2 separate regions of the Homo sapiens genome follow, and region 2 is linked to region 1. A link is an interaction called in ENCODE POLR2A ChIA-PET data of the cell type or tissue named here. Cell type or tissue: MCF 10A. All regions are shown on one strand. Each heading gives the region's core, and the rest is flanking DNA. Links, peaks and the distances in the headings are about the cores only. Region 1 overlaps FHAD1 (forkhead associated phosphopeptide binding domain 1). Region 2 overlaps EFHD2 (EF-hand domain family member D2).

Evidence for each region. Peaks named below come from ENCODE experiments on the same cell type or tissue, not always from the same donor. Only the 100,000 strongest peaks of a DNase experiment are listed, where the experiment ranks them.
Region 2: POLR2A ChIA-PET joins it to region 1 with 5 read pairs; 3 of 35 experiments call an interaction of 5 or more read pairs at or near these places.

What each region holds. Positions count from the first base shown.
Region 1 is chr1:15,281,330-15,286,705 of GRCh38, reverse strand. All of the region lies in intron 3 of FHAD1 (forkhead associated phosphopeptide binding domain 1), which reads right to left. Among named protein-coding and RNA genes, the nearest start is that of FHAD1, 37 kb to the right of the region's middle. In MCF 10A, for the core only: a CTCF peak has its summit at 2,988; DNase peaks (open chromatin) are centred at 3,005 and 3,525.
Region 2 is chr1:15,429,903-15,435,278 of GRCh38, reverse strand. It overlaps EFHD2 (EF-hand domain family member D2), which reads right to left. Exons shown (of 4, transcript NM_024329.6): 4 at 4,940-5,376. Among named protein-coding and RNA genes, the nearest start is that of CTRC, 5.9 kb to the left of the region's middle. RefSeq lists enhancers at 1,107-1,606, 4,267-4,767. In MCF 10A, for the core only: a CTCF peak has its summit at 3,965 (motif pointing right); DNase peaks (open chromatin) are centred at 358, 2,178 and 3,948.

The sequences.
Region 1 (5,376 bases), core at 272-5,271:
TGGGGCTAAGCAACAAATCACATTCAGTGGCCATAGTGATTGGCCAGGGGTGGGGCATGTGATCCAATCAGAGCCAAGGAGACTAGGCTGGACACCAGAATCTCTAGCCACAGAGAACTGGGGACTTGAGAATGTAGCCAGCACCAAGGGGTGCAGCCCAGACGTGGAGAGAGGGAAGGTGGTTTTCTTTTCTCCATTTTTTTTGAAACAGCGTCTCACTCTGTCATCCAGGCTGGAGTGCAGTGGTGCAATCACAGCTCACTACAGCCTAACCTTCCGGGCTCAGGTGATCCTCCTGCCTCAGCCTCCTAAGTAGCTTGGACTATAGACGCAGGCCACAAGGCCCAGCTAAATTTTGTATTTTTTGTAGAAATGGGGTTTTGCCATGTTGTGCAGGCTAGTCACAAACTCCTGGGCTGAAGTGATCCTCCTGCCTCAGCCTCCAACAGTGCTGGGATTACAGGCATGAGCCCCAACACCTGGTCTGGTTTTTGTTTAATTGTAAAAAAATACATAACAAAATTCTCCATCTTAACCATTTTAGGTGTACAGTTCAGTATTTTTAAGTATAGTCTAATGGCTGTGAAACAGATCTCTAGAACTTTTTCATCTTGCAAAAGTGAAAATATATTCTCATTAAATAACTCTCCCTTCTCCTCTCCTCAGAGCCGCTGGTAACCACCATTCCCCTTCTATTTCTATGAATTTAAATACTCTGTCCCTCATATAAGTGGATTCATACAACATTTGTCCTTTTGTGACTGGTTTATTTCACTTAGCACAATGTCCTTAGGATTCACCCATGTTGTAGCATGTGTCAGAATGTCCTTCCTTTTCATGGCTGAATAATATTCCATTGCATGGACAGATCACATTTTATTTATCCATTCATCTGTCCATGGACACTTGGGCTGCATTCACCTCTTGGCTATTGTGCATAATGAACAAACAGAGAAGCTGGTTTTGAGCCCTGGCTCGCGTTGCACCCTGCACTAACTGCTCAGTACTGTGAGGCTAGTTTGAGCTGGTTTTGTCACTTGTAGCCCCCACAGTGCTAATGAGAGGGTCTCTAAAGGGGCCAGTGCATGATGTGTAAATGCAGCAAAGACTGCAATCAGCTCTTTCAGTTAAAAAAAAAAAGTTTTATTTTGTTATTTATTTATTTATTTATGGAGATGGAATTTTGCTCTTGTCACCCAGGCTGGAGTGCAGTGGCGTGATCTCGGCTCACTGCAACCTCCGCCTCCTGGGTTCCAGCGATTCTCCTGCCTCAGCCTCCCAAGTAGCTGGCATTATAGGCATGTGCCACCACGCCCAGCTAATTTTTTGTATTTTTAGTAGAGACAGAGTTTCACCATGTTGGCCAGGCTGGTCTTCAACCCCTGACCTCAGATGATCCACCCGCCTTGGCCTCCCAAAGTGCTGGGATTACAGGCATGAGCCACAGCGCCCGGCATTGTTTGTTTTTTGAAAGCATGTTGATTTAGGGTGGCTTTAGTTGGAAGGTTAATGTCAGTCTTCTCTACTTAACAGGCCTACTCTATCATAAGCAAGGTCAAGGTTTTCTCAGAAATTGCTGCTGGTAACTACAAGGAAACAGTGAGGAGGATAAACAAACATAAAAAAAAGACTCCTGAAAAACTGGCTCCTGGCTGAGCTCACATTAGAATGTACATAGAGTTTGGGATCAAGGTCAGTTATCAACAAGTCTGGCTTAGAAATATTAGTTAAAAAATACTTGCTAGTGCCTTCTTTCTTTCACTCTCTTTCTTTCTTTCTTTCCTCCTCTTTCTTTCTCTCTGACCATATGGTGTGTGGCGTGGTGGTTTTTTCTTTGTTTATTTTTGAGGCCGCATGTGCTTTTCCTGATCTCTCCCACACTGTCTAAAATAGCAGGCTGCCAACCACCTGGACCACACCCACGGCTGAATTTCTATCAGCTTGAATAAACACCCAACCAGTAATGTACTCGAGAACTCCAAATCCATTGTTTCCGGATGATCTCCTTGTTTCTTGTGTTATTACGCTAACATCTGCTTCTGACCCTGTCAAGGCTTCAGGGTGAGAAGGACACCCTAAAACGCCAAGGGAGTTTGCCCAGAGTCCTACAGGACCCATGCATTCTTCCAGGAAGCCCTGGAGGCTGTGGACAAGGTGGGGAAGTAGACCTTGCCCTTGGAGCATCTGTCATGTTTTCTGCTATCTGCAATTTTTTTTTTTTTTTTTTGAGATGGAGTCTCGCTCTGTCGCCCAGGCTGGAGTGCAGTGGCGCAATCTCAGCTCACTGCAAGCTCCGCCTCACGGGTTCATGCCATTCTCCTGCCTCAGCTTCCCGAGTAGCTGGGACTACAGGCGCCCACCACCATGCCCGGCTAATTTTTGTATTTTTAGTAGAGACAGGGTTTCACCGTATTAGCCAGGATGGTCTCGATCTCCTAACCTCGTGATCCGCCCGCCTCGGCCTCCCAAAGTGCTGGGATTACCGGCGTGAGCCGCTGTGCCTGGCCTCCAATTCTTACCACTTGGCTTTGAACCACCAAGGAGAGAAGGCTCTAGGTGCTAGGCTGTGCTGTGCCCTTTGTATATGTGGCCCCATCTAATCACGAGAATAACTCTGGGGTAGGGGAAGCATTTTTACCCACATTTTGTGCATTAAAGGAGCAGAAGCTCAGTGAGGTTCAGAGACTTGCCCCAGGTCCTGAAGCCTGGAAGTGGTGATGCTGTCTGACTCCAAACTCTGTGCCCCTGGAGCTTCCAGGTCATTTGAAGTCATGATTTGCACTTGCTTTCCATACTTGCAAAAGGATCTTAGATGATTGGCTAATGAAGAATAGATTTTCTGAGTTAAAAAATGAAAATGAGAAATAGATGGTGTGAAAATCCCCAAGATGGTGCATGGACAGGATTGATGTGTGGACAGGATTTTCCAGGAACGTTATAGGTTCCCTCCTGCAAGTCTGAGTCACAGGGTATGTGCAGCACCCTGGATGCCACTCAGAGAACTGCAGTCTCCCCCCAGGCAGGGCTGTAGCTGGCTCACTGCTGTGCCAGAGGAGAGCTGGGGCCTGTTGGTGCTGGCTCATGAGAGCCGATGAGTAAATGTTGAGAATTCTGTGAGCTGGCTGATAAACACAGCCATTAAAAAATAAATTATATATACTTACAATTAAATTATACCAGAAACAACAGTAATAAATACTTAAAACTTAGCCTCCTAATTATTTTACTATATTTCATGATAATCTGTGCTCTTACAGTTATTCTTCCTACTGCGTCTGTGTGTTGGCAGTGCTGTAGAGTGATGTGCTGCTACCCAGCTCTCTGTGGCTCTGTGTTAGTGAAGCTTGAAATTGGCCAGGATGGTGAGGTAAGAGGTGGGACTCAATTCTGGAGGTTTGGCTCAGACACCAGACCAAATTGAGGACCAGCTAAAACAGGGCCGCAGTGGAAGCAGCTTTTCATAAGACACGCCCACCAGTGTGCCATGTCAGTTTCGCATTGCCATGGCAACACCCAAAAGGTACCACCCCTTTCCATGGCAATGACCCAACTACCTGAAAGGTAATACCCTTTTCCTGGAAATTTCTGCATAAACCACCCCTTCGTTTCTGTGTAATTAAATGTGGATATGAATATGACTGCAGAATTGTCTTTGAGCTGCTACTCTGGGCGCACTGCCCATGGGGTAGCCCTGCTGAGCAAGTAGCAGCCCCGCTCCTGCCACTGTGCACTGTTGCTTCCATAAAAGGTGCTGTCTCACACTGCTGGTTTGCCCTTGAATTCTTTCCTGGGCAAAGCCAAGAACCCTCCCTGGCTAAGTCCCAATTTTGGGGCTTGCCTATTCTGCATTAATGGGAGTATTTACACCACAGAAATCAGGGAATGTTACAAATCAGGGATTGATTTTTTGTTTTGTTGCTTGTCTATTCTTAGGAAGGTGTTGGATAAAATATTAGTAATACAGATGAGATTTAAAAGTGTTTTATGTCTGTAGCCATCACATTATGAGTAGCACAAAAGATATGGAGGAAATTTTCTTCTGATATTCAAAAACTATTATCCAATAGTTTCTTCTGGTATTCATAAACTATGATAGCAAAGAAGGTGCTCATGTCATTGATGAACATGTGAGGTTCCAATACAAATCTTTCTCATTTCACTTTCGTCTTACTCACAAAGGTAAACAAATATATCCACCAGTATTCCGGTTGGAAACATTCATCAGTTGCTACCATAAGTTGGCTAGGGATACAAGAGTTTGGCAAAAATCAATAAAAACCCTCTGTGAGAATCAATGGCTCTATGGAATTTATGATAAATTTGCCATAAAGAGTCCTGCATATTTTGTTATTATTTATAAAGAATGTGCTACACATTCTTTGTGTCAGTAAGCTTTATACTATACCTGCATACTTTACTTTTTCAGACACTCATCAGCATAGCACTGGCTGGACCCAGTGCCCAGTGAAGGGCCTGGCACACACTCTAGGTGCCTGCTGACCGAACTGAATTGAACAATTGGCAAACAGAGCCAAAGTTAAAAAATACCCTTCAGCTGATTCTGGGGCTGGGGCAGGGAGAATACACTATGAGCCTGGGGCATCTTGTAACAGCAGAAAGTGAGTAAGTGCTCAAAAACAGAAGGTGCGGGCCCTGTTAGAGGGATAAGCACCAACCCAAAAGCGCTCCAGTGGCCAAGGCTAGGACAATATGAGCTACAAAATAAATAACATCAGGTGGATTATAGCACAGAGAATCAAATAAAGACAGAGGAGTCCGTACTGATATAGATACATGAATGAGTAAATAATTCAATGGCAGAGAAGAGACACTTCCTTACAGAAGAATGTAACACACATAAGTAATCCCCAACCAGGAGGTGGAGCTGAGTCTTAATCAATGCCCCCTTCCTCCCCTCTCCTTTTTTTTTTTTTTTTTTTTTTTTGAGACAGTGTCTCACTCTGTCACCCAGGCTGGAGTGCAGTAGCGCGATTTTAGCTCACTGCAACCTCCGTCTCCTGGGTTCAAGCGATTTTTATGACTCAGCCTCCCGAGGAGCTAGGATTACAGGCATGCACCACCACACCTGGCTAATTTTTTGTATTTTTAGTAGAGACGGGGTTTTGCCATGTTGGTCAGACTGGTGTCAAACTCCTGGCCCCAAGTGATCCACCCACCTTGACTTCCCAAAGTGCCAGAATTACAGGTGTGAGCCACCATGCCTGGCCAGGTTATTTAATTAAAAAACAAAAACAAAACTCTTTTAAGGGACCTTTGAGTTACCAGAAAAAAATAATACAAAATCCACATGGAACCACTAATGTCGCTTATTCATACAGGTAGTCCTCTAGGTCTACTTTCAGCCTCTACTTCCTC
Region 2 (5,376 bases), core at 245-5,244, 150 kb before region 1:
AGAGCCAAGCAGAGCCATGGGCCACCCATTCAAACATGTACACAAACATAGAAATAGCCAAATGGATTGATGATGAGGTCCCAGGTGAAGAGAGTTATTGTCAGCTCTTTGAAGGTTCACAGAGAAACTGACCTTTTTGGAGGGAGGTTGCTGGCTGCTCAGCTATAGGGAAACTTGCTTGTTTTGAGACATCTACAGGGAGGGACCTTTTATGTAAGGCAGCACCAAACAATTGTCCCTGGAGAAAACCGAGGTCGCCCTTAATCTGTTTCAGATGCTGAAGACAGGATGTTGAGTGCTTTGCTTAGGGTTGAACTAAACCCACCACTATTGCTTCATAGCTCTATGGCCTTATGCTTGTGACGCAACCTCTCTGTGCTTCCTCGTTTATAAAGTGAGAGTGAAAACGGTACCTTTGGCCGGGCACGGTGGCTCATGCCTGTAATCCCAGCACTCTGGGAGGCTGAGGTGGGCAGATCACCTGAGGTCGGGAGTTCAAGACCAGCCTGGCCAACATGGTGAAACCCTGTCTGTACAAAAATACAAAAATTAGCCGGGCATGATGGTGGGTGCCTATAATCCCAGCTACTCGGGAGGCTGAGGCAGGAGAATTGCCTGAACCCGGGAGGCGGAGGTTGCAGTGAGCCGAGGTCGTGCCATTGCACTCCAGCCTGGGTGACTGAGCAAGACTCCGTCTCAAAAAAATAAAAAGAAAAAGAAAGAAAATGGTACCTCCCTCCTAGGGCTGTTGGAAGAAGTGCCTGGCATATGGCAAGGACGGTCTAAATGTTTGCTATTACTATTATTATTGTTGTTATCTGGTTCTTATGAGAAAGCTTGAGACTGGACTTGGTCACTGAGTACTTTTGCCTTCATGGGCCCCTTTCTCCATTTAAAAAATATTAAAAACTGGCTGGGCATGGTGGCTCGTGCCTGTAATCCCAGCTACTCAGGAGGCTGAGGTGAGAGGATCCCTTGAGGCCAAGAGTTCAAGACCAGCCTGGGCAACATGGCGAGACCCCTGACTCTAAAAGAATTTAAAAAATTACCTGGGTGTGGTGGCACATGCCTGTAGTCCCAGATACTCTAGAGGCTGAGGTGGGAGGACTACTTGAGGCCAGGAATTTGAGGCTGCAGTAAGCTATGATCATGCTACTGCATTCTAGCCTGGGTGACATAGAGAGACCCCAACTCCAAAAAATAAAACATAAAAAAATGAAAAATTATGTTTCCTTAAAAAAAATAATAAAAATTATGTTTTATTGTATGGTGATAACACTGAATATAATCCAGTTTGGATCCTTTTCATTTTTTTTCTTACTGATTTTAAAAAAATCAAAACATTTTGTGGGCCTCTAAAGGTGTCATGGGCTCCAGGCCCTGTGGCCCCTCCTTCCGTGAGGTTCTAGACGACCCAAGGGCTGAGACAGAGAGAGTTTGGGGAATGGTCTATGGCTCTCCCTGAGCACCCTCTCCAGGCCCTGGAGGTGCCTTTAGCTTTGTCCCAGGGCAGCCAGGAGAAATTTGTTCTTGCTGGAAAAGGTGGACAGGCGTAGGAGCTGCCTCTGGGCACGTGCATGGCTGGCACCAGCCCCTCCTGACTCCAGGCCTGGTGCAGGGAGCAGCCAGTCAGGCGACACCATGATCCCAGTGGCTCAAACTGCCTAAGTTATGGTGGTGACGCTGGGTTGGCTGACCTGATTTTCTGGCCTTGATCACCGAGACTGAAGAAGTACCCCAGAGGGGGCCTATGGATATCGGCTGACGGAAGCCCTGGGAGGGTGGATTTCTGCGATGGGAGGGGTCAGGGCTTGAAGTTGGATTAACTTGCATATTTATTTATTCATTGAGGCAGACTCTTACTCTGTCGTCCAGGCTGGAATACAATGGCACAATCTCGGCTCACTGCAATCTCTGCTTTCTGAGTTTAAGTGATTCTTGTGCCTCAGCCTCCTGAGTAGCTGGGGGTACAGGCACGAGCCACCATGCCCGGCTAATTTTTGTATTTTTAGTAGAGACAGGGTTTCACCATGTTGGCCAGGCTGGTCTCGAACTCCTGACCTCAAGTGATCCGTCCACCTCGGCCTCCCAAAGTGCTGAGATTATAGGCATGAGCCACCCCGCCTGACCTAACTTGCATATTTAAAGAAGTGACTGTTTTGTTTGCCCAGGCTGTGAGTCACTGACATACCATATGTCATACACAGAAACATAACATACACAGAAAACATTCATTCACTCACTTATTCATTCACTCATTCATTCCTCCCACATTCACGGAGCAACTACTGTGTGCAGGCCCCATGATAGGATTGGGTATAGAGATAATAAGACCCGTTCAGCCATGGGGAGCTCCCTGCTGGACATGGGGAGTGTTCCTTGGAGATAGTCTCCCTTGGAGAGATGGGCCAAGGGCGTGGAGTTCTGCATGAGAAGAGACTGGTTCTGGTGGGAGCCTGATGGGGGCAGGCAGGGAAAGGATTCCTTCCGTACAGAGTCCATGTCCAGATGAATCTGAGGCCTCGAGGGTGAGAGAATGCCAGAATCCGCCCCCTGCCCCATTGCTGGACCCTGGGATTTTTCAGGAGGTGGAGTGTGTCTCCCAGGACCCAGGACCTCAAAGTCCTTGAGCCACTTGGGGCCAGACTGTGCTGGAAAAATAACCAGGGGCGACTTGGCAGAGGCACGTGGAAAGGGGTGGTGGTCAGGTGGTGCTCTGGGCCTCAGGAGGAGCAATGCCAAGGTGGGGGTGGGGCGGGATAAGAGCTTGAGAAAAGAGGCAGGTGTCACTGACAGGGCTGGGATTTTCTGGCCGCTGGGACAGGACTCTCGGGCGGCAGCTGTTACGTCTTGGGTGAGGCCCACTAAGGGGCCAGCTGAGGGGCTGGCAGGGCTTCGCCTCCAAGCCAGATGGAAGCACTGGGGGTTAGAGAGGGTTGTGGGGCCCAATGCGGGGTTGGCGTTCAGCGAGGGGTTAACAGTTCAGAGAGAGGGGCTGGGGGTTCCATGGGGATTTGGAGCTGGGACTCAGTGCAAGGAGGCTTAATGAGAGGAGGGAACCTGGGAGTTGTTTTTGTTTGTTTGTTTGTTTGTTTTGTTTCTTTTAAGCGACAGCGTCTTGCTCTGTCACTCAGGCTGGAGTGCAGTGGCACAATCATAGCTCACTGCAGCCTTGAACTCCTGGGCTTAAGTGATCCTCCTCCTGAGCTTCCTGAGTAGCTGCCCAGCTAGTTTTAATTTTTTTTCTAGAGACGAGGTCTCGCTATGTTGCCCAGGCTAGTCTTGAACTACTGGACTCAAGTGATCCTCCTGCCTCGGCCTCCCAAATTGCTGGAATTATAGGCATGGGACACTGTGTCCAGCCCTGGGAGGGTTTTAAGGAGCCCTCTCTCTTGGTCCTAGGATCACTCCAGGTCCCTTCCCTCCTCAACCTGCTTTCTCTGCCAGAGCTGGGAGTGGGGGTCTTGTGCAGACCCAGGCTGGGGGCTCCTGACAGGCTGAGACCCTTGGTGGAGGGCCCTGGCATGACACAGCTGGCCCTGGTCTCTCATGGTCCAAGGACTCGAGGCCCACTGCCATCACCATCAGGAGCTTCCTTTTCAGTATGATTTGTTATTATATTTTGTAGAGATCGGGTCTCACTATGTTGCCCAGACTGGTCTTGAATTCCTGGCTTCAAGTGATCCTTCTACCTCGGCCTCCCAACGTGCTGGGATTACAGGTGTGAGCCACCATGCCCTCTTTCAGCGTCCCCGTCCCTTCTCCCCGAAGCCCTTTCCAGCAGGATATCAGGGATGTGGATGTTCCTCTCTTGGGGAAGGGGTTTTGAAAGGCAGTGTGGAACTGAAAGTCTCAAGTTGGTGGTGGCGTACAGTGGCGTCTCAGGCCCTGGGTAGCATGTGGGGATGACACTGCCTTCCCCAGGCATCCCGGTTGCTGTAGTACCATCCCTGGCCACCTGGGGGCAGCGATGCCCTGCCTAATCCAAACTCCAGCTCCCACACCCTGCCTGGGAAGACCCCAGACCCTCGCCCACCCTCGCATGGAATAGATGGGGAGACTGAGACCCAGTGGGGGCCTGATCTGTCTAAAGCCACACACAGACAGCCGCTGGTGTCCGCCCCATCACTCCTGGGGTTTTCCAGCCTGTGAAAGACTTTGGGTGTCTCCATGGCAGGGGTGCTTGGGGGTCTCTGGGGTGCACAAGCCATAACTCCCAGGGCCTTAATGCCACTGCCGGCCACTGTGTGGCCTTGTGGAGAGGCAGCCCCTCCTCTCTGCTCACCTGGCAGGTTTGCGAGCCATGACCTCGACAGCCTGGGCCCTGCCTCTTGCCGCCCCACTCGCCTGTGTGTCTCTGGGAGACTTTCCAGGCCTGTTTTTTTGTTTTGTTTTGTTTTGTTTTTTGAGGCAGAATCTCTCTTTGTCACCCAGGCTGGAGTGCGGTGGCGCAATCTTGGCTCACTGCAACCTCCGCCTCCTGGGTTCAAGCAATTCTCCTGCCTCAGCCTCCCGAGTAGCTGGGATTACAGGCGTGTGCCACCACGCCCGGCTAATTTTTATATTTTTGGTAGAGACGAGGTTCCACCATGTTGGCCAGGCTGGTCTCGAACTCCTGACCTCAGGTGATCCACCCGCCTCGGCCGACCGAAGTGCTGGGATTACAGGTGTGAGCCACCACGCCCAGCCGCCTCCCTGTTCTTATCTGCAAAAGAGGAATAAAAATATCATCCCTTGCATGGGCTGGTTGCAAGGATTTAAATGAGTTAATAGGCACAAAGCACCTAGACTCATGCCTGGTGACAGCATCTGGGCATAAAACACCAACCTCCTCCACTAGGGCAGGTCCCCTTCCCTCCCAGGCTCTGACACCACTGTCCCCACACCCAGGTGACCTTGTCATTTCCCTGCCCACTCACCATCAAGAACCATACACACATAAGAATATAGAATTTTATCTTCCTTTAGTTAAAAAAAATAATCGTACCACGGAATGAAGAAGTAGCTTTTTTGGGGGGTGGGGTCGGGGAGAAGGGAAGGTGAGAAGGGGGGGAAAAAAGAAGCAAAAAGCCCAAAGAAAAAAACATTTTATATTCATCTGTATAAACATATCCGCTAAGGCAAACGCAATCCGGGTCCGAGGCTGCTGCGCTGGGCTCGGTGCCTCCTAATTTCTGCAGATTCTAAGGCCAAAAAATAAAACCTCTGCAAGTCCGCGTAGCTTCCAGGACTCCTGGGCATTTTACTAAAATAAAGAGTTATCGAGTTTAAAAAGCAGTGACGTCGTTATGACACACACTGAAAGTTGCATAACTGTGGCCTCGAGGGCCACTCACTTGTTTGGACTGAGTGATGGTCACAGTTTCACGACACAGC